2 separate regions of the Homo sapiens genome follow, and region 1 is linked to region 2. A link is a loop called in an ENCODE intact Hi-C map of the cell type or tissue named here. Cell type or tissue: Caco-2. All regions are shown on one strand. Each heading gives the region's core, and the rest is flanking DNA. Links, peaks and the distances in the headings are about the cores only. Region 1 overlaps HS6ST2 (heparan sulfate 6-O-sulfotransferase 2). Region 2 overlaps HS6ST2 (heparan sulfate 6-O-sulfotransferase 2).

Evidence for each region. A loop is a pair of places that touch in the nucleus more often than their neighbours do. Peaks named below come from ENCODE experiments on the same cell type or tissue, not always from the same donor. Only the 100,000 strongest peaks of a DNase experiment are listed, where the experiment ranks them.
Region 1: it touches region 2 in a loop (5-fold over the local background); 2 of 110 quality-filtered maps call a loop at or near these places.

What each region holds. Positions count from the first base shown.
Region 1 is chrX:132,872,211-132,888,522 of GRCh38, forward strand. The region is part of intron 2 of HS6ST2 (heparan sulfate 6-O-sulfotransferase 2); the gene reads right to left. Among named protein-coding and RNA genes, the nearest start is that of HS6ST2, 78 kb to the right of the region's middle. RefSeq lists an enhancer at 3,812-4,344. In Caco-2, for the core only: no CTCF peak of the experiment used is centred there; DNase peaks (open chromatin) are centred at 4,451 and 6,161.
Region 2 is chrX:132,932,258-132,948,569 of GRCh38, forward strand. The region is part of intron 2 of HS6ST2 (heparan sulfate 6-O-sulfotransferase 2); the gene reads right to left. Among named protein-coding and RNA genes, the nearest start is that of HS6ST2, 18 kb to the right of the region's middle. In Caco-2, for the core only: a CTCF peak has its summit at 8,563; a DNase peak (open chromatin) is centred at 8,684.

The DNA.
Region 1 (16,312 bases), core at 3,051-11,050, 62 kb before region 2:
TCATTCATAGTCCGACTCAAGATATCAGTTTAAAATCCCATATAAATAAGGTCCTTGTACTAGATTTTGAAAGTCAGTCTTTCAATTACCTCTCCACTTGTTTATACTACCTGTATGGAAAATATTGCAAAGAACAGCCTGTCTCCTATGAGCTTTTTTAAGCCTCAGAATGTTAAAGCTGGTGAGGGACTTAGAAGGGACTAAGAGACTCCTCGTTTTACAGATCAGGATGCAAGAGGGAATGGAGGAGAAGTGACTTACCAAAGGTCACAGCTAATTACTGGCAGAGTCACTAGAACCAATATGCACTCATTCCCAGCAGAGTGCTTCTGGAACAAAATCAAGTGCTTCTGTAGTATTTTGCACACATAACAATAACTCTTGGAATTTAACAGATCCCTTAATGTGATCATATAAACTCTGTAAGGCTTGCTTATTATTTAATACATACAGTGTTCATAACCAGAAAAGGTTTATTGAGAAGCTGACTCCTTATCCCTTTGGGATACTAAGAAACTACCAAGATTGCTGTGTTTTGAAAGCAGGAAAAAATAAATCAATGTGAGATCATTTCAGAATTTTATCACACAAAGAGGCCTTACAACATAGACACTTTTAACAATAAAAAAAGGTAACCATGATAAAATCGATAAAACGCTCTCTTTCTGAACAAGCTGATCAAAGCTCTGCAGAGGCCCAGAGCTTTCTTCCAAGAGTCCTTCAGGAGTAAAAGCAATGCACTGCTGAGTCCCATGGCTAAATCACTTGAATGCCCAGCCATTCCCAACCCAGCCCATCACTTCCTGCAATCTCTCAAAACTGCATTAAGGCCAGTTAAACATCTCAGGAACCAAAAATCATAAAGAAGAGGAAAACGTTGTCACTGGTAAACACTGAAATATGTAACATGGCTATTTTGCGATGGGGTGCTCAATGCCAAGTCTACATGAGGCACTAATTGCTCTGTTTTACTCTATTACTGCTACTGTAAATGCACAGGATCAGGCTCGATGCTCCACTCACTCCTTTTCTACTATATGGGTGATATAAGCTTGTTGCTCTTTCTAGCCCCACACATCCTCTTACATTTCTTCCAGGGAAGACAGGAAACTAAGTTATTCTATGGGTGACAACAAGAAGCTTTGGGTCATCACTCATGCATCTATCTTAATATCATGTTATTCCAGAGCCCTCCTTCCCAGCAATTTTCCCATGCCCTCAGACCTCTGGTTATGAAAAGATATTAAAATACCAGCATTTGGTTTGAGAATTAGATGCCTCTGTGGCAAACTTCATTAAAGTGCATTTGCCTGAAGCATCCATTCATATTTATGGAAATCATATGCCCAGCACTGTGTATGCATAAATGAAATATGCACTCCCTGCTCTTAGGAAGCTCATAGTTTGGTGGATCTGGGTCTTATTAATCACTAAATTCCAGCATAGACTTAATTTCAAAACACATTTGTTGATTGACAAGGGAGGGAGAGAATGAATGGATGAATGAATGAATGGCTTTAAAGACATGAGCAGTCATCGGTTAAACAAACTTATGAACTTGTTAAGAATAGAAGTATCCATATACTGAATGAGCAGCAACAAGCACTAGATATGGGATCTGGAGAGGAGAGAATTGCCCTGGACCTCGGGTGAAATTGTGAGCAGCCCTCAATGCAGGTTCTTAAGAGATGAAGCCAAATCTCACCGTCCCCTTGGCAGACAAATTGTCCTCCAAGTGAAGAGACATTGTCTTTATGCATTTGACAGCCTTCTACACCTCTCTGCTTCTGAGAGCAGTCCCACACACCAGATTTCTCTTCATGCAGCCAGAGGCCTTGTACACTGCCCTCCGCGAGGTCTATCGATAACCCTGAAACTACAGGCTTGCCCTAGATCAGAGAGGGCACTTCCAGAGCATTCCTGCTCTGGCCTTGGGAATGATCTGTGTGTACTTTAGACAAACATGTGATCCATAAAAACTTGCAAGAAGAATTTGGCCTAGAGCTGCCCCTGCAAAAAAGAAAGATTTTGAATCAATTAACACAACCAACTATGCAACTTTGTTTCAATTTTAAAACACCTTCCGGCTGGGCATGGTGGCTCACTCCTGTAATCTCAGCACTTTGGGAGGCTGAGGCAGGCGGATCACGAGGTCAAGAGATTGAGGCCATCCTGGCCAACATGGTGAAACCCCGTCTCTACTAAAAATACGAAAATTAGCTGGGTGTGGTGGCACACACCTGTAGTCCCAGCTACTCAGGAGGCTGAGGCAGGAGAATTGCTTGAACCCGGGAGGCCGAGGTTGCAGTGAGTGGAGATCATGCCACTGCACTCCAGCCTGGCAAAAGAGCAAGACTCAGTCTAAAAACATAAAACAAAACTAGCAAAAAAAACACCTTCCTTAGGGCACAAGAGAAGCCAAAGAGGTCGGTCATGATAGAGACCTCCACACAACAGCCCAGGATGCCAGATCATAGTCAAACTCCGCAGTAATGATGAGAAGTCTCTCATGGTTCCTTGGGACCCCCACATGTGTTTCCACCCTTTCCAACTGGCTATGTGAGAATAGAAAACCCAAATCCCAGCTCAGTCTTGGTCTAGCACAACATCTGGCCCAAGATGACTGCCAAAGACCTCCCCAGACTTGAGTGGTTGTTCTGCCATGTGGGAGAGGTTCCCCAACACCTCCTCCTCTGGAAGGGGGGGGCGGCCCATGGCAGAAAATGGGCAGCAGAGAGTCAGGGATGTTCTCTCTGCCTCTACCTCAGAGACAGCCAAGAGTATGAAGTCCAAGTAGAGCAGAAGTCCAAGAGTAGAGGAAATGAAGTGCACCCCCCAGTGACAAGAAGCTGTTGAATACTCTCTAATGAGAAGCATGATTCTATGAGGTAAGCAATGAAGCTACAGGGAATGCCAAGGCCTGTGACAGGAAACAGGTAGCTGGGGAAGGAGTTCAGATTGGAGACTATGGTTCCAGCAGGTGGCATGTATTGCCAACTTGATTGTCACAGCAGGCACCCAAGGTGTTTATGCATCCCCCAGAGTAAAGAGTGAGCGAAAAGGGCAAACTGATTTTAAACATGGGAGTTTAAATGTAATGTTTGCTTCATTTCAAGGTTCAGGTTCATGATTTAAGTGGTTTGAGGATCCTTGGTTAGAGTTCACGTCTCTGGAGATGGAGCTTTGGTATCTGTATGCCCAGCCCTGCTGGATGGGTAGTGAACAATCTTAAAGTCCCCAGTCTGCAAAGGCTAGCGGGCCTTTGTGAAAAAAAAAGTGAAAAAAATGTGAAAAAAAAGTCAGGACCTCAGCCAGCTGTTTCCTTTATCTCTCTCAGCCTGTGTCAGCAGAGCCAAGGTGTCTGGGCATTTTGTTATGGGCTGAGGATCTTGTAAGTTTACAATTGGCACAGATCTTTCTGGAAAGCTCCTCTTGGGGAGCCTCGATGAATGGCAGGGGAGACCTTGAATGAATTCATTTTCCTTAGCTGATAGAAATGGGGATGTAACACCTCTGTGGAAAAACACACTTAAGCCCAAAGTCTACAGCCAAAGGCTTGGACTAGAAGTAGATGTTTTATTTTAAAATCCAGCATGCTTTGAAGATCACAAACTTTGCAGGGGGTGGAGAAAGTGAAGGGACACACTTGGTTCTACACGACACTCTGTTTGCTGTTAGCCCATAAAAATACTGCCTCAGGGTATTCAAAAGGATGTGAAGTGATCCAAGAAAAAAAAAAAACTCAGCCTCTTTGGAAGAGATTTTGTAATTGAAGGTTTTTGCCAACTGGTCATTTCAATGTGGGAGATTTAAAAATGACCATGGTCCTACAATGAGAGGCTTCAGTAATGAGAAGATCCTGAAATACCTCTCTTCCAAAATGCAGGTCTATAATCAGGTGCTGTGACAAATATGTGCTTGCTTGTGTAATCCTCTGAGCACCCCAACCCCTTTGTGTTGAAAATGTCAAGGTACAAAGGGGATTGGAAGATGGGCAATTTGTGTGAGAATGGAAGGCTTAATCTACCTTCACCTTAGGCAAATTTCATTAACCTTTGAGATACCAGTCCTCAACTACTAGAGAACTGAGACCCATCCAGAGTTACACAGGCATCAGGTGCTAAGTTAATTGGAATCTGGATCTCCTGACCTTCCTGAATCTTTCAGTAGTTCTTTCAGGGGTAGAGCTTTAAGTGAGGCTATTTGTGATCTGGAGACAGAATAACAGCTTATTTTCAAGTAATCAGCATTGCGGGTTAGGTGTTTACCATTAGGATTGTCTTTCCTTGCAAGTTTTAGTTTTGAGGCTTTATTGCCTTTGGTCCCAGGAAAGATAAATCAGCCACAGGGTGGAGAGGTTCTGGGAAGTATGTGTGGGTGGGAAAAAGAGGGATAGAGGGAGGGAGGCGAGTGCACAGTCCTGAAGGAACACCCACTCCTTTATGGTGGGAGGGGGGTGAGAGACAGCTGAAGAGGCAGAAGAGTGAGTGACTGCTAAGGAATTAGCTCTGGTTCCAGCCCACCAGCAGGGGCCCCAACACTCCTTGATGTTAACCCTTGGTTTACCTTGGCAAAGAAAAATCACACTCCTTTGCTGGCAGCTGTCATTGCTGTTTCAATACAGATAACACCTTCAAGTGGGAAATGTAGAGGGGAAAACATTTTTCTTAGTTTTCTTCTAAAAAGCCAAGGCAGGAGTATGTGTAAGTAAATATGATATTTCCTCTACATCAAGGACATGAATTCTAAAAGAATAATATTTAGTCCTTTTTATTGGCTGCCATTCAAAGGCCTGGAAACATTTACTAGCAAATTTAATTACTCTGCATTTTATAGCTGAGAAGTTGGAACTAACAAGGCTACACTTTTTTTAAGTTGCCTAATCCAAGGTACAAGCAGCCTGATTTAAATGCACATCCCCCAAGGGCTGGAAAAGCCTCACATCAGGACAGTCCCGAGAGGGGAATTCATATCCAGGCAACATTTATTAAACACCTCCTATTTGCTAAGCACTTCCACATATGTTATTCTACTTAATCCTCACAATAACCCAATAAGAAAGGTAGGCATTTACATGTCTATTTTACAGATAAGAAAAAAATGAAGCTCTAAAAATGGAAATGTACTACGTGTGTTTGCACTTATAATTTCTTAAAGGTTTGCACGTATATTCGTTCTTCTAATCCTTACAGCATTTTTTCAAATTATGTATGCCAGATATTAATATTTACAAAGCTTAAAATGAGGAAACTACACTCAGAAAACTGAAGTAACTGGAAGTCACCCTACTAATCTGTAGCAAGTCTGGGGCTTGAGTCCTTCAGCTCTAACCTCTCAGCTCTGTCCACTTAGGGTCAGACCCCGTTTCACACAGGCCATTTGACTCAATGAATGCTGCCCAAAAGGATCAGCTCGGTATAATAAGGAAGGTTGTTCCTAGAGCAAACATGCAGGTGCCAAGAACTATGTAAGACACTGTAGGATCGAATCCAAACTGTGTACTTGCTTTTCTCAAGCATCTGCTAGTCAAATGGGACAGTGGCTAGCAGCTCATTGAACCCTACAATAAGCTACACCTTGACAAGCAGGGAACATAAGAGAGCAGATGATGAAGCCCTTGGTACTAACAGTGATAAACCCATAAATTCTATTGTATGGAAAGGGGAGACAGGAGAGGCATCTTGGAGGAGACGGTCTTGGAAATCAAGTAGGAGATGGAGTTGACTGGCATTCCAAAAGAAGGAAACCACTTGAGTAAAAATATTTAAACGGAGGAGGGGAAAATAGCCATTTGAGGGATACAATATAAAACCTCCTCGGGCAAGATGTATTCCTTAATAAACAGTTGTAAAATTGCTACTGATGCAGGAGTTTCTGCTCCCTGGCTCAGTTAAATCCAGGTTCTCGTCTCATGACTAGGAAGAATTAGGCATGCAGACACATTAAAGGGTGAAGAGGGCAGAATTTATTAAGTGAAAAGAAAGCTCTCAGTAAGGAGAGGGGTCCTCCAAGCAGGTTTCCCCCTCACAATTGAATACCAGGGCCACCACACAAGAACTGATGAGGCCAGGCTCCACCCCTGCATAAGGTGTGAACTCCTAGTGGCTCCATCCCATTCCCCCAGTGGGCCTCCAGTATGCTGTGGGCATGCCCAGGCAAGCCCCCTGTGCAGGTTCCCTTATCTGCACAAAACATCTGGTGTCAACACTTGTGGGGCAGGTCGGAGATTCTCCGGGGACCTTTCCCTATCTGCCTAGGGATTTGGCTGTCTCCTGCCTCTATCACTGCCAAGGCTGTAGCAATTGGATCAGCTCATGTTCAATGTGAATTCTAAAGTGAACAGAGATTCTATGCTACACAGAGTGTACTTGCTTTTTTCTTTTTCTTTTTAATGCTCAAAGATGGTGAATGATGCCAAACGCCAATGAATAGCTTCTAAATAACAATAGAAAGGAAAACAGAATTGCAAAGACTGCACAAAATATTACTTTTAAAAAGTAAGATCATTTGGAATATAAATAATCATAAACCTATCATATTGTCAAAATGTGGAACATTTGTCATAAGGTACCACATCCAAGATACCACATACAATCAGACAATTTTCTTGGATATTACGACTCTAATATAGAGCACCACAAAACGCTTCCCTGGCACCCTGAGCTAGTCCCAATCCTGAAATAAAAACCAGCAAATAAGTAATGATGCCTGGGAAAGCAATATTTGAAAACCCCATTTCCAAGATGAAGAATGTCATAAAAACAAATTAAATAAATTTCACCCTAGCCAGCAGTGCCCCAGTTGGTCAAGTTCCCCAAACAGATTGCTTGACAAAAACCAATACAGTTCACGAGAATTTCTAATTACAAGCATTTAAGGAATTAGGATCTATGTTGAATTAGCAAGTTGGAATGCAAAACTCACAGTTCCAAGGGCCTTCTACCGCTTCTCCCTAAGCAGGAGAATAATCAGTACTGGCTTAAATCACATACAAAGTAGCTGATACTACAGGGGCTAACCTCATGGGGAATTATGACCCTGTAACTAGAGTCCTGTGCTAAGGTGTGCTAAGGTGAGCTAAGATTGAAAATGCTCCCCCATCACACTCATTGCCTAACAGCCACCCATCATAGAAATCCTGTGCATCATAAAGAAGAAAGCTTGTTCTAAACTGTAACCCATTTCAGGCCATTGTAAATGTAGAAAGTGTGGCTACATCTCAACTCCTGAAAATACATTCTTTTGGGCCTTGTTTGAAATCCTATCACATCCTGGTAAGTACAACAAGAAACTGACACCCTCCTAGGACTTGATTGAAAACCTATACTATTCAACCACAAAGAGGTGGTTAAACTAAGGAAGCACAGGGTTTCTCTCAAGGAGGCTTAGCCAGGCTGTTATGGTTGAAATCAGAGGAGTCTGAATTTTCAGGCCAGAAGGAACCTTAGAAATCAGATTTTGACTTCAGTTCAATCTTCAATTCAACTTATTCTAATCCATTACATACCAATTGAATGCCTTCTTAGTACAAGCCTCTGTTCTGGGTACTGGAAATACAAGTTGAAGATTCATTCCCTATGCTGTAGCAGCTCATTGAGTAATGGGGGAGACAGTCAACAAAAAACCCAAAAGATGTGTGAGGCCATGAAACACTTTTCCCATCATCTGGGAGCTGAGCACCTACAACGTCATCACTATTCCTCCCCTGGCACATCTCCTCCACTTCTTGTTCTTGCCTGTTAGTATACTACACTCCAAAAAATACACTGAGCTAGACTTCAGAAGGTACTTGAACCCAACCTTGTACCTAACAGAGAAGCCCCTCTGCAGAATGAATGCCTAGCGGCTGGCATCCAACTTCTGCTGGAATACTCCAGGTGTGAACTAAAACTTCTCCAGGATTTGTCATTACACCACAAATGTTAAAAAACTTTTATTCACTGATGTATTTCTCAAGCAGTTTCATGCCTTCCTTTCCTTTTCTGCATCTCTCTACTGCCCCCAACCAAAATTAAAATAAATACTGGTAAAAAAGTTCAGAGAGGCCAGGTGCGGTGGCTCATGCCCGTAATCCTAGCACTTTGGGAGGTCAAGGTGGGTGGATCAACTGAGGTCAGGAGTTCGAGACCAGCCTGGTCAACATGGTGAAACACTGTCTCTCCTAAAAATACAAAAATTAGCTGGGCGTGGTGGCATGCACCTGTAGTCCCAGCTACTTGGGAGGCTGAGGCAGGAGAATCACTTGAACCTGGGAGGCAGAAGTTGCAGCGAGCCACTACACTCCAGCCTGGATGGCAGAGTGAGACTCTGTGTAAAAAAAAAAAGGAAAAAAAAAAAGGTTCGGAGAGAAGAATCTTATCTGGGAAGATGTGTCGCAAATTTAGCAGAGACTATTTAACCAACAACTTTTTTTTTCTTTTTTTTTTTATTACTATACTTTAAGTTCCAGGGTACATGTGCACAACGTGCAGCTTTGTTACATATGTATACATGTGCCATGTTGGTGTGCTGCACCCATTAACTCATCATTTACATTAGGTATATCTCCTAATGCTATCCCTCCCCCCTCCCCCCACCCCACAACAGGCCCTCATGTGTGATGTTCCTCTTCCTGTGTCCAAGTGTACTCATTGTTCAATTCCCACCTATGAGTGAGAACATGCAGTGTTTGGTTTCTGTCCTTGCGATAGTTTGCTGAGAATGATGGTTTCCAGCTTCATCCATGTCCCTACAAAGGACATGCACTCATCATTTTTTATGGCTGCATAGTATTCCATGGTGTGTATGTGCCACATTTTCTTAATCCAGTCTATCATTGTTGGACATTTGGGTTGGTTCCAAGTCTTTGCTATTGTGAATAGTGCCACAATAAACATACATGTGCATGTGTCTTTATAGCAGCACGATTTATAATCCTTTGGGTATATACCCAGTAATGGGATGGCTGGGTCAAATGGTATTTCTAGTTCTAGATCCCTGAGGACTCGCCACACTGTCTTCCACAATGGTTGAACTAGTTTACAGTCCCACCAACAGTGTAAAAGTATTCCTATTTCTCCACATCCTCTCCAGCACCTGTTGTTTCCTGACTTTTTAATGATCGCCATTCTAACTGGTGTGAGATGGTATCTCATTGTGGTTTTCATTTGCATTTCTCTGATGGCCAGTGATGATGAGCATTTTTTCATGTGTTTTTTGGCTGCATAAATGTCTTCTTTTGAGAAGTGTCTGTTCATATACTTTGCCTACTTGTTGATGGGGTTGTTTGTTTTTCTTGTAAATTTGTTGAGTTCTTTGTAGATTCTGGATATTAGCCCTTTGTCAGATGGGTAGATTGCAAAAATTTTCTCCTATTCTGTAGGTTGCCTGTTCACTCTGATGGTAGTTTCTTTTGCTGTGCAGAAGCTCTTGAGTTTAATTAGATCCCATTTGTCAATTTTGGCTTTTGTTGTCATTGCTTTTGGTGTTTTAGTCATGAAGTCCTTGCCCATGCTTATGTCCTGAATGGTATTGTCTAGGTTTTCTTCTAGGGTTTTTATGGTTTTAGGTCTAACATGTATGTCTTTAATCCATCTTGAATTAATTTTTGTATAAGGTGTAAGGAAGGGATCCAGTTTCAGCTTTCTACATATGGCTAGCCAGTTTTCCCAACAGCATTTATTAAATAGGGAATCCCTTCCCCATTTCTGGTTTTTGTCAGGTTTGTCAAAGATCAGATGGTTGTAGATGTGTGGTATTATTTCTGAGGGCCCTGTTCTGTTCCATTGGTCTATATCTCTGTTTTGGTACCAGTACCATGCTGTTTTGGTTACTGTAGCCTTGTAGTATAGTTTGATGTCAGGTAGCGTGATGCCTCCAGCCTTGTTCTTTTGGCTTAGGATTGACTTGGCGATGCAGGCTCTTTTTTGGTTCCATATGAACTTTAAAGTAGTTTTTTCCAATTCTGTGAAGAAAGTCATTGGTAGCTTGATGGGGATGGCATTGAATCTGTAAATTACCTTGGGCAGTATGGCCATTTTCACAATATTGATTCTTCCTATCCATGAGCATAGAATGCTCTTCCATTTGTTTGTGTCCTCTTTTATTTCCTTGAGCAGTGGTTTGTAGTTCTCCTTGAAGAGGTCCTTCACATCCCTTGTAAGTTGGGTTCCTAGGTATTTTATTCTCTTTGAAGCAATTGTGAATGGGAGTTCACTCATGATTTGGCTCTCTGTTTGTCTGTTATTGGTGTATAAGAATGCTTGTGATTTTTGCACATTGATTTTGTATCCTGAGACTTTGCTGAAGTTGCTTATGAGCTTAAGGACATTTTGGGCTGAGACGATGGGGTTTTCTAAATATACAATCATGTCATCTGCAAACAGGGACAATTTGACTTCCTCTTTTCCTAATTGAATACCCTTTATTTCCTTCTCCTGCCTGATTGCCCTGGCCAGAACTTCCAACACTATGTTGAATAGGAGTGGTGAGAGAGGGCATCCCTGTCTTGTGTCAGTTTTCAAAGGGAATGCTTCCAGTTTTTGCCCATTCAGTATGATATTGGCTGTGGGATTGTCATAAATAGTTCTTATTATTTTGAGATACATCCCATCAATACCTAATTTATTGAGAGTTTTTAGCATGAAGGGCTGTTGAATTTTGTCAAAGGCCTTTTCTGCATCTACTGAGATAATCATGTGGTTTTTGTCTTTGGGACTGTTTATATGCTGGATTACGTTCATTGATTTGCATATGTTGAACCAGCCTTGCATACCAGGGATGAAGCCCAGTTGATCATGGTGGATAAGCTTTTTGATGTGCTGCTGGATTCGGTTTGCCAGTATTTTATTGAGGATTTTTGCATCAATGTTCATCAGGGATATTGGTCTAAAATTCTCTTTTTTTTTGTTGTGTCTCTGCCAGGCTTTGGTATCAGGATGATGTTGGCCTCATAAAATGAGTTAGGGAGGATTCCCTCTTTTTCTACTGATTGGAATAGTTTCAGAAGGAATGGTACCAGCTCCTCCTTGTACCTCTGGTAGAATTCAGCTGTGAATCTGTCTGGTCCTGGACTTTTTTTGGCTGGTAGGCTATTAATTATTGCCTCAATTTCAGAGCCTGTTATTGGTCTATTCAGGGATTCAACTTCTTCCTGGTTTAGTCTTGGGAGGGTGTATGTGTCCAAGAATTTATCCATTTCTTCTAGATTTTTGGTTTATTTGTGTAGAGGTGTTTATAGTATTCTCTGATGGTAGTTTGTATTTCTGTGGAATCGGTGGTGATATCTCCTTTACCATTTTTTATTGCGTTAACCAACAGCTTTTTATTGAGTGCCTAACATATGTCAAGCATATATTGTACAGAGCGCCCTTAACATAAGTAACTCCATCTTAGAAAAAGACTCCATCTTACATTTCATAGGGCACTTTTTTAAGAGGGTCAAGATGTTTTGCTTAATAAATAAAGACTGCAACCAACCAGATAAGGACATAGGCATACTTTTCCACTATCAGTCCTCACCAGAGGACTCTGTGGCCATAAAAGGAGCAGGACTTCAGCAGCTCCAAATGGCTGTCTTAACTGACACCGTCTTGCTTTCACTCGTGATAAGCACCCAGCATCTGCCACCAAAGGCTCTGCCCACATGAGACTTTTCCTTGCAAAATTGACAAACCAGCTGGTCCAGACCAGGACATTCTTTTTGTCTATATCTGTCTTCCTAGACTGGTTCATTAACCCCTTTTCCTATCCTCTTTCTCTTGATGTTAAATGTTAATTTGTTTGTTGTGGAATGTTCAATCTGTAACATATATATATAGATGAAATGTACTGTTTTGTGTGGTTTGCAATATTGACTGACTTATGGAGTGGCTTGTGCCTCTGTGGCATGGCTCTGACTTCCGAGTGAATGGGAAGTACGAAGGAGAATTGCCTCCTTGGGAACTCCATGTGGCTCATGGATTTTGTGATTGAAATAGCATCAATAAAAGTCTGACACTGTGGAAAGACACAAACATGTGTGAAACTGGTTATCTCTGACCTTACACCATTCAAGATACATATAAATAGAAATTAGTTTTATATACAATGGTAGTAAGAGAAGGAGGGAGAGAGATGAAGGATGGAAAGGAGAGAGACCATGAGAAATAATAAATTTGAAAGTCCAAATTAAACCACAATCTGCAGATGTTATGATGTTTTGAGTGCTACTCCTTTGCTCTGATCCAATGCTAGGCTGCTCTGGGGATGCAAGAATGAGTAAGAATAAAAGATTATTCTTGCAGCCAGGAGGAAATTAACAAATTACAACTAAAACAAAAATGACTATTCCACAAGACACTAAGTGCCATCACAAAGTACAAAGTGCTATAGAGAAAAGAGTAACTGTGTCTAATCTGGGGCATAGAGAGTGATTTGACTGGTAGGAATGTGGAAGAGGAGTACAAAATAATTTTCAAAATTAATTTGAAGATAAAATTGGCCAGATTTGGCAACCAATTAGATAAGAAGAATGATGGGAAGTGTTAAAGGTAACTGAAGGCTTGGGATCAAACATATCAGATCATGTTTGTAGACTAACAGCATGGACTCAGAGGAGAAGATGAAATGACTGGTAAGGAGAGATACTGTGGGAGCAAGAAGAGAGATACTGATGAGGAGTGATATTGTTGGAGCAAGGTCCTGCAAGTGGTGATAGAGAGTGGGAATAAAATTTAAGAATTCTTCATGGCGTAGAAGGTAATTCTTCAACAATGAGAAGTAAGTAACAACATTATTATAATATATACTTTACATTAAATAAAATATAAAGTGGGGAGGTGTAAACCCAAGAGAACCAAAAAGATGTCTGCACTAAAATTTGTATGCAAAAGTTCATAGCAGCATTATCCACAACAGAAAAAATGTGGAACCAATCCAATGTCCATCAAGTGATAAACAGATAAACCAAATATGATCTACCCTTATAATGGACTATTATTCAGCAATGAAAAGGAATGAAGCAATGATTCATGCTACAACTTCTGGTATCCAGGAGTTGGTGGGAAACAGAAATGAGAAGAGATTGCTAATGGGCACAGGGTTTATTTCTGGGTGATGAAAACATTCTGGAATCAGACAGTGATGGTAGTTGTACATCTTTGTGATTATACTAACAGTCACACAGAGCTGTGTACTCTGAATGGTGAATTTTACCTTAGGTAAATTATATCTCAATAAAAAAAATGAAATCGGAAGTCATGGGTTCTATACTGTGTGGCCGACATCTTTTCAGAAAGCAAGAAGGAGGGTCACCTGCTGAGATTGAAGAAGCTAGAAAGGAGAGCTACTGGAGAGCAAAAAAGCCTTTGGTACAACTGCTGAGAGGAAAGAATATACAGTCATAATAATCATAACAACTAAAACTTACAGAGAACACATATGATGTAAGATGGCCCAGTAGAAAGTAATAGCCAGGGCAGACTTGAAAATAGCTTAAACCCTGAATGAGCAACTCTACCAAACACAGACCCACCAACAGAAGATAGTAGCCTTAATGGCACAAGATGTTTGGTCACAGCCTCTGTACACTAAACTACACAGACAGAGAAAAGAACCAATAGAAAGCCATGCTTAAAAATAAAAAACAAGAATTTAAAAACTGAGCACAGACATCGGGGGCTACACACGATGTGGGAGACATAATTCACATATTTAGATCAGGCAAGTTAATAAACAAAGAAACTACCAAACAAACAAACAAACAAAGAAAAACAGCAACAACACCAACCATCAGAGGAAAAACACCAGAATCCATAGTTGCTACAATATATTATGTAAAATGTGAGTTTTGAACAAAAAATTAGAGAGAAACAGAAAAGTGAGATGTGCTCAGGAAAAACAAAGCAATCAATAAAGTTTCTGGATGTCCCCATATATTGGACTTGCTGGATGAGAACTTCAAAAGACCTCTTATAAATATGTTCACCACAGAACTAAAGGAACCCACGTTTAAAGAGTTGAAGTATGACAACAAAAATAACAAATTTTTAAAATCCTCAGTAAGGACAGAAAAATTATTTTACAAAAGACTAAATGGAAATTCTGAACTGGAAAATTGGAGAAAGAGAAATTAAAATTTTCCCACAGAGCCCCATCAGCAGATTCAAGATGGCAGAAGAAAGAATTTGTGAACTGGAAGATAAATCTATAGAAATTATCTTATTTGAAGAAGAAAAGAAAAAGGACTGAATAAAAATAAACAGCCTCAGAGACCTGTGAAACATCAAGTATCATGTGATTAATGAAAATTCTAGGAGAGAAGACAAAAAGGGAGTAAAAGAATTTGAAGAAATAATAGCTAAAAATTTCCCAAATTTGATTAAAAAATAAATAGCCTACAACCAAAAAGATCAAAGAATCCCAAGTAGGATTAATACAAAAATTCTACACCTAGGAACATAATGGCCAAAATGTTGAAAGCCCAAAGAGAGAGACTGAGGGGAGGGAAGGGGAAGATAATGATGTAGACAAAAACAAAAAAGAGAAGACAGGATAGAAAAATCTAGAAAGAAACAACAGAAAAAAGCCTCTTATGTACAGTAGAGCATCAATACAATTAATGCTCTTTTTGTCTGAAACAATGGAGGCTGTAGGTAGTGGAGTAACATTCAAAATGCTGAGAGGGCCAGGCATGGTGGCTCACGCCTGTAATCCCAGCACTTTGGGAGGCCAAGGAGGGCAGATCACTTGAGGTCAGGAGTTTGAGACCAGCCTGACCAACATGATGAAACCCCGTCTCTACTAAAAATACAAAAATTAGCTGAGCGTAGTGGCACACACCTGTAGTCCCAGCTACTCAGGAGGCTGAGGCAGGAGAATTGCTTGAACCTGGGAACAGAGGTTGCAGTGAGCTGAGATTAGGCCACTGCACTCCAGCCTTGGTGACAGAGCAAGACTCTGTCTCAAAAAAAAAAAATGCTGAAAGATGAAAAAAGGTAACCAATAATTCTACATGCAGTAAAACTGTCCTTTGAAAATGAAGGCAAAATAAGGCTATTCCCAGATAAACAAAGTCTGAGAGAATTCATTATGGGCAGAACTGATAAAGGACTTGTATCTATACTATATAAAGAGCTCTTACAACTCAATAATGAGAACATAAACCAATTATAAGCAAAATATTTGAATAGGCATTTCATCAAAGGAGATCTGTGAATGTTTAATAAGTATATGCCATCAATTGTCATTAGACATCAGGGAAATTAAATTAAAAGCAAAAGGAGAACCACTGTACATTCACTAGAGTGACTGTAATAAAAGATAGACACTAACAAGTATTGTTGAGAATGTGGTGAAACTGGAATCTCATATATTGCTATTGAGAAGGTATAATGGTACTGACACTTTAAAACATTCTTTGGCAGTTTCTTAAAAATTAAACACACACTTACCATATAACCCAGCAATTCCACTCCTAGGTACAGATCTAAGAGGAATGAAAATATATTTCCACACAAAGAGCTGTATACAAATATTCATAGCAACATTATTCACAATTGGAAACACTGAGGAAACAATTCAAATATCCATCTACTGATGAATGGACACACAAAATGTGGTATAGCCACAAAATGGAATATTATTTGGCCATCAAAAGGAATAAAGTACTGATACATGATGCCACATGCACAAACCCCCAAAATATTATAATGTGTGAAAGAAGTCAGATGCAAAAGACTACATGTTATATGGCTCCATTTATGTGAATGTCAAGAAAAAGCAAAATTATAGAAAGTGGTTCACTCAGTGGTTGCCAGAGGTCAAGAGTGAAAATGGCAATTGACTACAATTGCCTGTTTGTAAACAGGCACATTGGAATTTTGTGGGGTAATGGAAGTGTTCTAAAACTAGATTATGACAATTGCACAACTGTATAAATATTCTAAAATCATTAAATTGTACAATTACAGTTGGTAGATTTTTTTTAAGAAAGAGTTTGTATTCGTCTGTTCTCATGCTGTTAATAAAGACATTCCCGAGACTGGGTAATTTATAAAGATTAATAATGGACTCTTAGTTCCACATGGCTGGGGAGGCCGCACAATCATGGTGGAAGACAAAGGAAGAACAAAGGGACATCTTACATGGTGGCAGGCAATAAAGAGCTTGTGCAGGGGAACTCCCATTTATAAAACCATCAGATCTCATGAGACTTATTCACTGTCACAAGAACAGCACAAGAAATACCCGCCCCCATGATTCAATTATCTCCCACCAGGTCCCTCCCACGACACGTGGGAATTATGAGAGTTACAATTCAAGATGAAATTTGGGTGGGGACACAGCCAAACCA
Region 2 (16,312 bases), core at 4,670-12,669:
ACACTGTCAAAAACAATACAGCAATCACCCAACAATTAGTGGAGTCCAACAGATAGACATGATAACAACAGAGACAGACTGTTTAACAGAAATATCAGGGAAAGACCCAAAGAAATCCCTGCTAAAACTGTTATCCCACTGTGACTCTGCACATGCCCAAGACAGCCCTCTGACATCAAAGGATTCACACAGGGGAGAAATAGGTTTTAGTAAAATAGTTCAGACAAGTCCCAGAATAAATAAGCAAACAGCAACAAATACACAACCCAGTGAAGGTGGAGGAGAATCATTATCCAGAGTTTCAAAAGGTCCAGTTTCCAACAAAATATTATGAGACACGAAAAGACGTAGAAAGGCGTGACCCATACACAAGAGAAAAAGGCAAGCAATGGGATCTATCTGTGACAGAGCCCAGATGTCAGACTTAACAAAGAATTCAAAGTAGCCTTTAGAAATAGTGTTGAAACTAATGAAAACCATACTTAAAGAAGTAAAGGAAGGTATAATGACAATGTCTCATTAAATATATAATATCCATAAAAGGATATTATGTCTATATTATATAATATATAATATTTTTCTATATATTTCTGTATTTAGAATAGAATATATATTCTATTCTATATATATTCTATATTCTATAATATATATTTATATATAATATATTTTTCTATATATATTTTCTATAATATAATGTCTATGTTATATAATATAGACATTATAAAAATGAAACTAATGAACACTCTGAAATTGAAAAGAATAATTGAAATTACAAATTTACTGCAAGGGCTGGGTGCAGTGGCTCACACCTGTAATCCCAGTACTTTGGGGGGCCTAGGTAGGCAGATCACTTGAGGCCAGGAGTATGGAGACCAGCCTGGCCAACATGGTGAAACCCCCTCTCTACTAAAAATACAAAAATTGGCCAGGCATGGTGGCATGCGTCTGTAATCCCAGCTATTCGGGAGGCTGAGGTGGGAGAACTGCTTGAACCCAGGAGACGGAGGTTGCAGTGAGCCGAGATCGCACCAGTGCACTCCAGCCTGGGTGACAGAGCGAGATTCTGTCTCAATTTAAAAAAAAATTACTACAAGGCTTCCGCAGACAATTTGAGCTGGCAGGATAAATAATCAGCAACCTTGAAGATATTTCAGTAGACATTACGCAATCTGAAAACAGAGAGAGAAAGAAGGTATAAAAATGGACAGAACCTCAGAGAAATATGGGACACCAAAAAGCACACCAGAATACACCTAATGGAAGAGTACCAGAAAGAGAAAGAAACAGAAAAGAAAAAAAAATCTTAATGGCTAATACTTTCTCTAAGCTGGAAGAAAAATTAATCTACACGTGCAAGTAGCTCAATGAACTGCAAGTAGGATAACCAAAAAGAGATCCTAACACAGACATACCATACTAAAAATGTTAAAAAGAGAAAGAGAAATTCTTAAAAGCAGTAAGAGAAAAGTGACCCATCACACAGAGGAACCTCAATAACACTGACAGCTAACTTCTCATCAGACACAATAGAGGACAAAGGCAGTGGGATGGCATTCAACATGCTTAGGAAAAGAAACCAATAATTAAGAATTGTATATCCAGCAAAAGTATTTTCAAAACCGAAAGCAATATAAAGACATTCACAGAAAACAAAGTATCTCATGTTAGCATGAGACAATCTCATGCTAACAGTCCTGCATTACAAGAAATAATAAAGAAAAATTCTCCGGCTGAAAGCAAGTGGGACCAGGTGGTAATTCAAGTCCACATGAAAGAAAAAATCAGCTCATTTGAAGATAATAATGTAATAATAAAATAATAATGTAATAATAACAAAATACAGTATAAATGCATATTTACTCCCCTTTTCTCATAACAAACTTTGAAAAGCAATAAAAAAATAGGTATATAATTGTATTGTTGGGACCATAAAATATATACATTTAACATATGACAATAACAAACCAAAAGAAATGTGTTGGAGCAAGGCTGTACTGGAGTGAGGAAATACAAAATGGTAACTTAAATGCACAGAAACAAACAAACAGAACCAGTAATGGTACATAAGGTGGTTTATAAGAAACTCAATAAATATACTTGTTCTCTCACTTCTCTTACCTTCTTTAGAAGACATAAAATTTCATTAAGTAATAATTATAACAATGTGCTGCTGAGTTTGTAACATGTATAGATGTAAAATTTATAACAATAACAGCACAAAAAGAGAGAAGAAGAAACAGAGCTATCTAGGAAAACACTTAAAGAGCTTATTGTAATTAAGTTACTATAAATATGAAGTAGATTCTGATAATTTAATATACATAGATTAAGCCCTAGAGAATACATTGAGAAAATAACAACAAAATACAGTAGAAAATCATTAAGGGAATTAAAATGTTACACTGGAAAGCATTAACTTAATATAAGACAAAGCAGTACAGGAGCAATAGGGGAACAAAAAAGACATGAGATATATGGAAAATCAAAATAAGATGGATCAAGCTATATCATTAATATTGTTAAATGTAGATGGATGAAACAATCCAATCAAAAGGCACAGACTGCCAGAATGAAATAAAAACCAAACAAGATCCAGCTATTTGCTGTCTACAAGAAACACACATTATAGATAGAAAAAGATAGAAATCATTGGAGAGGAAAAAGAAGAGAAAAGATATCATGGAAACAAGAACCACAAGAAATATGGAATGGCTATACTAATATCAGAGAAAATAAATATTACAAAATTACTAAAGAAAGAAGTTTTATAATGATAAAGAAACAATGCATCAAGAAAACAAAACAATTATAAATATATATGCAGCTAACAACAGATCCCTAAAACACATGAAGTAAAAACTGACAGGACCAAAGGGAAAAACAGATAATTCAATAATAATAATTGGAGACTTCATTATCCCAATTTAAATAATGGTGGAACAACTAGAAAAAGATCAATGGAGAAATAGAAGTCTAAACAGCACAATAAACTACCAAGTTTTAGCAACATCTATAGAACACTCCACCACCAACAGCAAAATAGTCTTCTCAGATGCACACAGACATTCTCCAGGATAGAGCATATGTTAGGCCACAAGATGTGTCTCAACATATTTTTTTTTCCAGCTAGGGTCTTACTCTGTCACCTAGGCTTCAGTGCAGTGGCACAATCTCAGCTCACTGCAACCTCCACCTCCCAGGACTCAAGTGATCCTCCCACCTCAGCCTCCAGAGTAGCTGGGACTGCAGGTGTGCACCACCACAGTCAGCTAATTTTTTGTATTTTTGGTAGAAATAGAGTTTCGCCATGTTGCCCAGACTGGTCATGAAGTCTCAATATATTTAAAATAGTTGAATCATACAATGTATGTTCTCCAATCACAGTGGAATGAAATTATAAATCATTTACAGAAGGAAATTTGGGAAATTGACAAACGTGAAAAATTAAACATCACACTGCAAAATAACCAATAAGTCAAGGAAAAAATCACAAAGGAAATCAGAAAATTGTTTGATACAAATGAAAATGAAACCAAACATACCAAAACCTATGGGATGAAACAAAACATATCAAAGCTTATGGGATGAAGCGATTTGAAATATTTTCTTTTTGAAAATATAGGCATTTACAACTATAATTTGAAAATTTTCAAATCACTAATATAACTTTATATCATAAGATACTGAAAAGGGAAGAACACACTAAACATAAAGCAAGCAGAAGAAAAGAAATATTATAGATTCTAGGGAATTGAGAGTTGAAAAAGAATAATAAATTCCATGAAAACAAAAATGGATTCTTTGAAGAGATCAACAAAATTGATAAACAGAACTTATACTGAACAAAAAGAGAAAAGACTCAATTATTAAAATCAGGAATGAAAGAGGGGACATTAATACTATCCTTTAACAATAAATTGAATTATAAGGTAATGCTATGAACAGCTGCATGCCAATAAACTGGATAACTTGGAAAGAACACACAAGTTACCAGAAAGACAATAAACTACTGAAATTAACTCACAAAGAAATAAAAAACTCAATTGAACTATAAAAAGTAAAGTGATCAAATAAATAATTTTAACTTACCACAGAGAAAAGCCCAGGCCCATATGTTTCTCTAGTGAATTACACCAAAAATTTAAAAAGAATTAACACCAAGCTTTCACAAACTCTTTAAAAAAATAGAAAAGGAGAAAATATCTCTCAACACATTCTGTGAGACTAGTGTTACTCTAATACCAAATTCAGACAAAGACATCACAGGAAAACTATAGACCAATGTCTCCTATGAATATAGATACAGCTGGAGGCCATTTATTCTAAGCAAATTAACACAGGAACAGAAAACCAAATATTGCATGTCCTTACTTATAAGTGAGAGCTAAACACTGAGTACACTTAGATACAAAGAGAGGAACAATAGAAACCAGGGCCTACTTGAGGGTGGAGACTGGGAGGAGGATGAGGGTTGAAAAACTACTTGTCAGATACTATGCCCACTACCTGGGTCATGAAATCATTTGTACACCAAACCCCAGTGACATGCAATTTACCCATCTAACAAACCTGCGCATGTACACTTGAACCTAAAATAAAAGTTGAGAAAGAAAAAAAAAAAAGAAAGAAAATGCATCCAAATTGAAAAAGAGAAAGTCAAATTGTCTCTGTTTGCAGATGACATTGTCTTATATATAGAAAACCCTAAAAACTCCATCAAAAATATCTTAGAACTATTTAATGAATTTAGTAAAGTTGCAGGACACAAAAATCAACATACAAAAGTCAACAGTGTTTTGATACACCATTAACAAACTAGCTGAAAAGGAAATCAAGAAAGTAATTCCATTTATAGCAGCTACAAAAAAATAAAATAACAAGGAATAAATTTAATCAAGGAAGTAAAATAAAAACAATAAAACTCTGAAGAAATTGAAGAAGACACAAAAAAGGAAAGACATCACATGCTCATAGATTGAAAGAATTAATATTGTTAAAATGTCCACACTACCCAAAGCAATCTACAGATTCAATGCAATCCCTGTCAAAATACCAATAACATTCTTCATAGAAATAGAAAAAACAAATTCTGAAATTTGTATGAAACTACAGAAGACCCTGAACAGCCGAAGCAATACTGAGCAAAAAGGACAACGCTGGAGGCAAGACACTACATGACTTCAAATTATACTAGAAAGTTATAGTAACCACAACAACATGACATTGCTGTAAAAACAGATACATAGACCAATGGAACAGAGTAGAGAACCCAGAAAAAAAATCTGTGTATTTACATCTAACTGATTTTCAACAAAGGCACTAAGAATATATATTGGGAAAAGGGCACCCTCTTCAATAACTTGTGCTGGGAAAATTTGATAGCCACATGCAGAAGAATAAAACTGGACCCTTAGCCCTCATCATGTGCAAAAATCAACTCAAGATTAAAGACTTAAACCTAAGACCTGAAACTATGAAAATACTAGAAGAAAATCTAAGCAATCCAGCAATATATAAAAAAAGATTATGCACCATGACTAAGTAGGATTTGTCAAGAGAATGCGAGGTTGGCTTACTACCTGTGAGTAAATTAATGTAAAACACTATATCAATAGAATAAAGAGGTAGGGTGTGGTGACTCACACCTGTAATCCCAGCATGTAGGAGGCCAAGGCAGGAGGACCTCCTGAGCGCAGGAGTTTGAGACCAGCCTGGACAACATAGTGAGACCCCATCTCTACAATAAAAAATAAAATTATCTGGGAATAGTGATGCACACCTGTAGTCCCAGCTATTCAAGAGGCTGAGGTGGGGGGATTGCTTGAGCCCAGGAAGTTGAAGCTTCAGTGAGCCATGATCATGCCACTGCACTCCACCCTGGGCAACAAAGGGAAACCCTGTCTCAAAAAAAAAAAAACAAATAAATAAAAAATAAAGAGAAAAAAACACAATTATCTCAAGAGATGCAGAATAATCATGACAAAATCCAATATCCATTCATTGTTTTTTTTTTAAAGAAACACTCATCAAACTAGGAATAAGAGAACTTCCTCAATCTGATAAAAGACACCTAGAGCTCACATATTTAATAGTGATAGACTGGGCAGAGAACAGTGGCTCACACCTGTTATCCCAACACTTTGGGAGACTGAGGCAGTACACCACTTGAGCCCAGGAGTCCAAGACCAGCCTGGGCAACATAGCAAGACCCCATCTCTACACAGAATTTAAAAATTAGTCAGGCATAGTGATCCTTGCCTATAGTTCTTCCTACTTGGAAGGCTGAGGTGGGAGGTTTCCTCAAGCCCCAGGAGGTTGAGGGTGCAGTGAGCTGTGATCATGCCACTGCATCCCAACCTGAATGACAGTGAGACCTTGTCTCAAATAATAATAATAATAATAATAATGAAAGACTGAATGCTTTCCCCTGAGATCAAAAACAAGATAAAGAAGTTCATTATAGCCACTTCCAGTTCACATTTTACTGGAGATTTTAGCCAAGGAAGTAAGGCAGGAAAAGGAAATAAAATTCATCAACACTGAATAGTAAGAAATTAAAGTGTCTATTTACAGATAGCATAAGCATGTTGTATTAGTCCATTTGTGTTGCTATAAAGGAATGTCTGAGACTGGGTAACATAAAAAAGAAGTTTATCTGGCTTACAGTTCTGCAGGCTGTACAGCTAGCATAGTGTTGGCTTCTGCTTCTGGCAAGGGCCTCAGGAAGCTTAGAATCATGGTGGAAGGTGAAGGGAAGCCAGTGTGTCACATGGCAAGAGAGGGAGCAAGAGAGAGAGGTGGAAGTGCTAGACTCTTTTAAGCAAACAGATGTCATGTGACCTCATTATCACAGGGAGGGCACTGAGCCTTTCATGAGAGATCTGCTCCCATAATCCAAACACCTCCCACCAGGCCCCACCTCCAACATTAGGGATTACATTTCAACATGAGATTGTGGGGAACACACATCCAAACTCTATCATTTGTATACAGAAAATCTTGAGGGATACTCTGAAAAACTATTAGAACTTAAAAATGAATTCAGCAAGGCTGCAGCATACAAGATCAATATTTAAAAATTAACTGGCCGGGCACAGTGGCTCATGCCTGTAATCCCAGCACTCTGGGAGGCCAAGGCGGGCAGATGACTTGAGGTCAGGAGTTTGAGACCAGACTGGCCAACATGGTGAAACCCCATCTCTACTAAAAATACAAAAATTAGCCGGGCATGGTGGCGTGCACCTGTAATCCCAGCTACTCAGGAGGCTGAGGCAGGAGAATTGCTTGAACATGGGGGGCAGAGGTTGCAGTGAGCCGAGATTGCACCACCGCACTCCAGCCTGGCCGACAGAGACTCCGTTGCAAAACAAACAAACAAAAAAAACTATCTTTTTATATAGTAGCAATGAACAATCCAAAAATGAAAAAAATTCAATTTACAATAATATCAAAAGAGTAAAATACTTTTAAATAAATTTAACAAAATAAATTCAAAACTTACAATCTAAAGGCTTCAAAATTAGCACTGAAAGAATTTAAAGAAGACCTAAACAAATGGAAAAATAGCCCATGTTTTTGAATTGAAAAACAATATTGTCCATATGGCAATACTCCCCAAAATTGATCTACAGATTTAATACAATCCCTAAAAAAATCCCAGCCGGCTTCTTTGTGGATATTGATAAGCTGATGCTAAAATTCACAATGAAATTCAAGGTGCCAAGAATAGCCAAAACAATCTAGAGAAAGAAAAAATAAATAAAAGATTCGCACTTCCTGCTTTCAAAACTAGCTACAAAGCAACAGTAGTCAAGACTGTGTGTCACTTGATTAAAGATAGCTTTATAGACAAGTAAAATAGAATCCAGAAATAAATCCAAACATTTATGATCAACCGGTTTTGTATAATGGTACCAAGGAAAATGAATAAAGAAAAACAGTCTTCAACAAAGGATTCTGGGACAAATATTACCTAAATAAAAAAGGATAAAGTTATACCAATCTTATGGGTGTGTCTCCTTTTTCACAATATGCACAAAAATTAACCTGAAATAGATCATTGACCTTACTGTAAAAGGTTAAACTATAAAACTCTTAAAAGCAGATATAGGAGTAAATTTTTGTGAACACTAGGCAAAGCCTTCAGAAGTGACAAAGAAAAAAATTAAATTGGACTTCACCAAAATTTAAAACTTTCCTGCTTCAATGGGTACCTTCAAGAAAGTGAAGCAACAACCACTGAATGGGGGTAAAATGTTTGCAAAGCGTATATCTTATAAGAGACTTGAACCTAGAATATGTTTAAAAAAAACCAATTAATATTAAAAAGAAAAAGAAATAACACAATTAAGAATGTCAAACAACCTGTATAGATATTTCTCCAGAGAAGATACTCAAATGGGCAATAGGCACATGAAAAAATGTTTAACATCATTAGCCATCAGAAAAATGCAAATCAATACCACAATGAGATACAACTTCACACTCCTAAGATGGCTATAATGAAAATAGCTGATACCACATCTCTCCATCTTGGGAGGTTTACTGCATACAAGAGCCCCCTCTGTTAACCAGAAAGTACTGCATCCTGGAGTCAGATCCTAGCAAATCAGAAGAGCTGAATTTTGTGGTCGCAGGTTTGTTTGCAGTCAGCATAGAAATCTGACCTCTGTGACATTCTCTAGAGAAGGCATTCTCAGCCAAAGGTCACAACCTGAAACCCCGCACCCAGTCCTTGGACACTGAAGCCATAATCTTCCTACAATGAATAATGGTTACATCACCATGATTTAAAGCAAAACAAACATGACATTGAAAGGGGAATATCACAATCCTGCCCATTCCAGTCCAACCAGAATTTTTAAAACAGAAGAGTTCGTCAATGCAACTGCTAACTTTCATACATACGAACACTGTATGTAGCCTTTCACTTAGCATTCAGCTGAACTCTGGAAAATTATGAGCCACTTTCCCATAATGGCATTAGGCAAGGTGGCTGCAACACAAGATGCTCTAACTGAGATGAGCTGAGCTAATCTGGCTGCATTAAACAGTCCAGCTGATCCACATACCTTTAGCTCTCCCCATATCAAAAGCACACCCCTTCCCATAAAGGAGGCAGCCAAAAAGTGTACTTTCAGTCTCGTCCTAATGGATCTCATGACATGTAGGTCTCTAAAACCCTCACTAATAATTTTTTAAGACCACTGGATTAAATAGAAGGCTCAGTCAAAGCTGCATGTATGCAAATTCTGGCACTTTAAATGGGTTCTCTCCTTAAGTGCATAAACCAAAAAGCATGGGAACAATTGGATTAAGAAAGCAAGTGTTCTTTTTTAACACCCTCTAATTGGCATTAAGTCACCAATCGTTGTCAAACACACATCACTTGCTTAATTATTTTGTGTGCGCATGTGTATATCTTTATAACTTCATAAACATATAAACGAGAGGGAGATGCAGATTTAATGTACACCCATATGGCGATAAATATAAAAGCTTCCAGAAGATTGTAGAATGCTATACTAATGCTAAAATGATCTCTTTTTTTTTTATTTGCTTAAGTCATAAAAACAAACTGAAGGAGGCAGCTGCAAAGCATAGATCCTTACCTAAAAGCAGAAATATTCAGACCATTTTGTTCAACAATGTAATTTTTAAAAAATACCTTGCTTCAGCTTCATATTCTCATATTAGTATGATTATCTTTCATAAATCTTATAGTGTGTTTATACATAAAATCATGTTTACATGTTCATGAAGTTTTTTATTGAAGTAATTTTTCATAAATAGCCTACTATGCATCATTCACACCAATATGCTTCATTTCAACATTGCTTTAATGCTCTGGAGCTGGCCTATTATACTCTTAGAACATACTGTGCCACTTTCAGAAAAAAAAATCACAAAAATAAGTATTTTTGCCTCTAGAGTATCTGGCAATGAGCTCAAATAGTTCGTCAACCTTCAAGCTGTTTTGTCAGTTAATCTTCCACTTAGCAAAGTCTCAGCCATGAGGCATCAGCTTAAGTGGCCATCAGCCCAATGTCACACTGGCCTCTGGTTGTTTTTTTATGGTTCTTCCATACCTTCAACCTAATTTCTTTACCTCCAACATTAATAATGCCTGCCAGGCTGGTAGGCCCATGCTAATTTGCATTCTCTTTAATGGCACTTTTTTATGGCCTTCAGCTTTGCATAATGGCACTTTTCTAAAGCTGCCCCTTCCAAAAGGAAGAGAATGGTCACTCCTATGGGAATGTGCCACTCTTATTTGGTTATTTCAGCAACAAAATGGATTCTTATTATCTTCATGATGAGCCCCCAAAATAAGAATAGCCTTCAGGATTCATTTCATCTAGGACTCCTCCCTTGGTTTTTGAAAGAAAGCATCTTTATTTCACTGGCTCCTCTGTTCCCAGATTACAAGAGATGCCCTGCCTGAACTCATTTATATTACCCTCCAAAGGCTGTGTCTACACTTACCAAATGCAGCAAAAAGCAATGGTCATTTATAGAAACAGGTCACAATTGGTCAAAGCAATGCAACTAACTGCTAATGAGACAAATGCCAACATTCTAAAAGGAGCAAGATTCTTTGGCCTCTTACAAATTTTGCATAGTGTATGTACCAAAAATGCAGTCTACAAGGGGGTAGAAATTAAAATACAGTTAAGGTCCTCATTTTTCTTATTTGAAAAAAGAAAACCTGAATCTTTTCTCTAGCGCCTTTTTTCATTTCCATTAAAACATCATACTTATGTGTAAATCTTCAATGTAAAAAGTATTTGAAATAACTTCGGCATCTAAATCTTTAAGACGGGAAAAAAGAGCTGCAGAGTTCACCTTGAAAGAGTGACTTTTATTAAATTTTTAAAAGGTGTTTTTTTAAAAACAAGCTAATATGTTGGATCTTGGTATCTCCAGATAGTTACTTCAGGTCTCCATTCCACTTAGCTTGTATAGACTTAGCCACAGAAAAGAAAAAGGTTTTTGGAGATTTGTCTGAGAATTTAGTAGACATTAAAATATACCAGACAGGCCAAATATCCCAGTTGATTTTAAATGCCAGCTCCAATACTGTGTAGCTGTGAAGATTTAGGAGGTTATGTATCTTGTCCAGTTCTGTTTTCTCATCTTTAAATGGGGTTTTAAAACATCTACCTCAGACGTACAAAGAGGAGCTGGTACCATTCCTTCTGAAACTATTCCAATCAATAGAAAAAGAGGGAATCCTCCCTAACTCATTTTATGAGGCCAGCATCATCCTGATACCAAAGCCTGGCAGAGACACACAAAAAAAGCGAAATTTAGACCAATATCCATGATGAACATTGATGCAAAAATCCTCAATAAAATACTGGCAAACCGAATCCAGCAGCACATCAAAAAGCTTATCCACCATGATCAAGTGGGCTTCATCCCTGGGATGCAAGGCTGGTTCAACATACACAAATCAATAAATGTAATCCAGCATATAAACAGAACCAAAGACAAAAACCACATGATTATCTCAATAGATGCAGAAAAGGCCTTTGACAAAATTCAATAGCCCTTCATGCTAAAAACTCTCAATAAATTAGGTATTGATGGGACGTATCTCAAAATAATAACAGCTATTTATGACAAACCCACAGCCAAAATCATACTGAATGGGCAAAAACTGGAAGCATTCCCTTTGAAAACTGGCACAAGACAGGGATGCCCTCTCTCACCACTCCTATTCAACATAGTGTTGGAAGTTCTGGCCAGGGCAATCAGGCAGGAGAAGGAAATAAAGGGTATTCAATTGGGAAAAGAGGAAGTCAAATTGTCCCTGTTTGCAGATGACATGACTATATATCTAGAAAACCCCATCGTCTCAGCCCAAAACCTCCTTAAGCTGATAAGCAACTTCAGCAAAGTCTCAGGATACAAAATCAATGTGCAAAAATCACAAGCATTCTTATACACCAATAACATACAGAGAGCCAAATCATGAGTGAACTCCCATTCACAACTGCCTCAAAGAGAATAAAATACCTAGGAATCCAACTTACAAGGGAAGTGAAGGACCTCTTCAAGGAGAACTACAAACCACTGCTCGATGAAACAAGAGGACACAAACAAATGGAAGAACATTCCATGCTCATGGATAGGAAGAATCAATATTGTGAAAACGGCCGTACTGCCCAAGGTAATTTATAGATTCAATGCCATCCCCATCAAGCTACCAATGACTTTCTTCACAGAATTGGAAAAAACTACTTTAAAGTTCATATGGAACCAAAAAAGAGCTCACATTGCCAAGTCAATCCTAAGCCAAAAGAACAAAGCTGGAGGCATCACGCTACCTGACTTCAAACTATACTACAAGGCTACAGTAACCAAAACAGCATGGTACTGCTGCCAAAACAGAGATATAGACCAATGGAACAGAACAGAGCCCTCAGAAATAATACCACACATCTACAACCATCTGATCTTTGACAAACCTGACAAAAACAAGAAATGGGGAAAGGATTCCCTATTTAATAAATGGTGCTGGGAAAACTGGCTAGCCATATGTAGAAAGCTGAAACTGGATCCCTTCCTTACACCTTATACAAAAATTAATTCAAGATGGATTAAAGACTTAAATGTTAGACCTAAAACCATAAAAACCCTAGAAGAAAGCCTAGGCAATACCATTCAGGACATAGGCATGGGCAAGGACTTCATGTCTAAAACACCAAAAGCAATGACAACAAAAGCCAAAATTCACAAATGATATCTAATTAAACTCAAGAGCGTCTGCACAGCAAAAGAAACTACCATCAGAGTGAACAGGCAACCTACAGAATGGGGGAAAATTTTTGCAATCTAGCCATCTGACAAAGGGCTAATATCCAGAATCTACAAAGAACTCAAACAGATTTACAAGAAAAAAACAAACAAACCCATCAACAAGTGGGCAAAGGATATGAACAGGCACTTCTTAAAAGAAGACATTTATGCAGCCAAAAGACACATGAAAAAATGCTCATCATCACTGGCCATCAGAGAAATGCAAATCAAAACCACAATGAGATACCATCTCACACCAGTTAGAATGGCGATCATTAAAAAGTCAAGAAACAACAGGTGCTGGAGAGGATGTGGAGAAACAGGAACACTTTTACACTGTTGCTGGGACTGTAAACTGGTTCAACCATTGTGGAAGTCAGTGTGGCGATTCCTCAGGGATCTAGAACTAGAAATACCATTTGACGCAGCCATCCCATTACTGGGTATATACCCAAAGGATTATAAATCATGCTGCCATAAAGACACATGCACACATATATTTATTGCGGCATTAGTCACAATAGCAAAGACCTGGAACCAACCCAAATGTCCAATGATGACAGACTGGATTAAGAAAATGTGGCACATATACACCATGGAATACTATGCAGCCATAAAAAATGATGAGTTCATGTCCTTTGCAGGGACATGGATGAAGCTGGAAACCATCATTCTCAGCAAAGTATCCCAAGGACAAAAAACCAAACATCACATCACTCATAGGTGGTAATTGAACAACAAGAACACTTGGACACAGGAAGGGGGGCATCACACACTGGGGATTGTTGTGGGGTGGGGGGAGGGGGGAGGGATAGCATTAGGAGATATACCTAATGTAAATGATGAGTTAATGGGTGCAGCACACCAACATGGCACATGTATACATATGTAACAAACCTGCACGTTGTGCACATGTACCCTAGCACTTAAAGTGTAATAATTAAAAAAGAAATGAAAAAATGCTCATCGTCACTGGCCTTCAGAGAAATGCAAATCAAAACCACAATGAGATACCATCTCACACCAGTTAGAATGGCGATCATTAAAATTTCAGGAAACAACAGGTGTTGGAGAGGATGTGGAGAAATAGGAACACTTTTACACTGTTGGTGGGTCTGTAAACTAGTTCAACCATTGTGGAAGACAGTGTGGTGATTCCTCAAGGATCTAGAACTAGAAATACCGTTTGACCCAGCCATCCCATTACTGGGTATATACCCAAAGGATTATAAATCATGCTGCTATAAAGACACATGCACACATTTATTGTGACACTATTCACAATAGCAAAGTCTTGGAACCAACCCAAATGTCCATCATTGATAGACTGGACTAAGAAAATTTGGCACATATATGCCATGGAATACTATGCAGCCATAAAAAGGATGAGTTCATGTCCTTTGTAGGAACATGGATGAAGCTGGAAACCATCATTCTCAGCAAACTATCCCAAGGACAGAAAACCAAACACCGCATGTTCTCATTCATAGGTGGGAATTGAACAATGACAACACTTGGACACAGGGTGGGGAACATCACACACTGGGGCCTGTCATGGGGTGAGGGGAGGCGGGAGGGATAGCATTAGGAGATGTACCTAATGTAAATGATGAGTTAATGGGTGCAGCACACCAACATGGCACATGTATACATATGTAATAAACCTGCACGTTGTGCACATGTACCCTAGAACTTAAAGTATATATTAAAAAATCTACCTCAGAGGGTTGTCGTGAGAATTAAATGAGAAAATATATAATATGCTCCTTGCACAGGACCTGTCTCAATAGGTACCCCAAAATAGTAATAGATCTTCTTGGAAAATAAGGCCAAGTTACCTGGGTCAAACTACCTAAGTCTTGGAGTTCTTCACTTTTGTATGTCAATTAAGAAATGTTATGTGGTCGGTGAAGGATTGGTAATACTTACAAATATAGCAAACTACTAACGTTCCTTCACACGCACTCAGGTTTAACACAACACCCAATGTCTAAGCACTGCATATGATCAGATAGTATGGTCTACAAGATAATTCATTCACTGAAGTTTTTCAAGAGTAATTTTAGGGCTCAGTATATGGTCTATTTTCAAAAGTGTTTCATATGCACTTGTGTGTGTATTCTTCCAATTGGGTGCAGATTTTATATATATATATGTGTGTGTGTGTGCGTGTATGTGTGTGTATGTGTGTATTTTAGATGTATATGTATATGTGTGTGTGTATATATATATACCCATTATATTGAGTTTGTTAATCATGTTGTTCAAATCCTCTGTATCCTTATTCATTTTTTGTTCATTTTACCTATCAATTTCTGAAAAAAAATCAGATTTTATAATTTCTGCTTTTAGCTCTGCCAACTTTTGCTTTATACGTTTCAAACTTATGGTATTAAGCATATGCAAGTTTAGAATTGTTATCTGAAAAAAAAACTGAACTGTTAATCATTACACAGTGATCTGTTTATGCCCAATAATGGTTCTACCTTAAAGTCTGTTTTGTCTGATATCAACATAGCCACATCAGTTTACTTCTGGCTAGTGTTTGCATAGTGTACCTATTCCAATCCTTTTTGTGTGCTTTATGTTCTTATGTTTTACCTTTGTCTCTTATACACAGCATATAGCTGGATTTTTTATTTTCATCCATTGTGATAATCTAGGTCTTAACTGGTGAGTTTAGTCAACTCCTATTTATTGTAATAACTGAAGAGTTGGCTGCCATGATCAAAGAGCCCTTTAAAAGTATTTCTGGGTTGTATGATGTAACTTGGTCCCCCTAGTCAATTTCTAAATACTCTTGCTTGCATTGACTCTCCTGTAGTAAGTTAGCAAAAACCCAAGGATCTTTATGAGTAAATTGAAGCTAATACTATACTGAAGATTTGCAGTTATTAGTACAGTTATGGGAGAAAGTCAATTAATGCAAGGAATGGTGCACACAGGCCTAATCCATTTGAGGTAAATCAATACACCGCACATTTCAATTGCTCTGTATTCGCACAGAACAGTGCATGGAAGCAACTCATTAGAACTAAACTCTTCATAAGAAACAGACCAATTCTCTCAGACTCACTAGGGCATCTCCACTAGTAAAATTTAAAAAGCAATCAAACTGAATAAGAAGTCCTCTTTGCAGACACTTACATTGGGGAAGAACAAGATTCTTGACAATTCAGAGTAAATGAAGTGCAAATTATTCTCTTATAATATAACTCAGAATTGAAGCTTAAATTGTGACTGAAAAAGAGCCCACAGTTTAATCAGAAAAATACATTTATTGATAATTCCCATGAGCTCCTATTTGATACATTTATATCATAGGATAACAAGTTCGAAACTATTGCCAAGTTATAAATATGGAATTTATGCACAATTTGCATGTATTAAATTGTATTTTGAATCGGCGTGTGTGCCTATATTTGAATATTTATAATATTCCAGAAAAAGCACAGTGGAATGTGCAAGACAGATTTATTTAGTGTAATGCTCTGAAATGTGTCAAAGT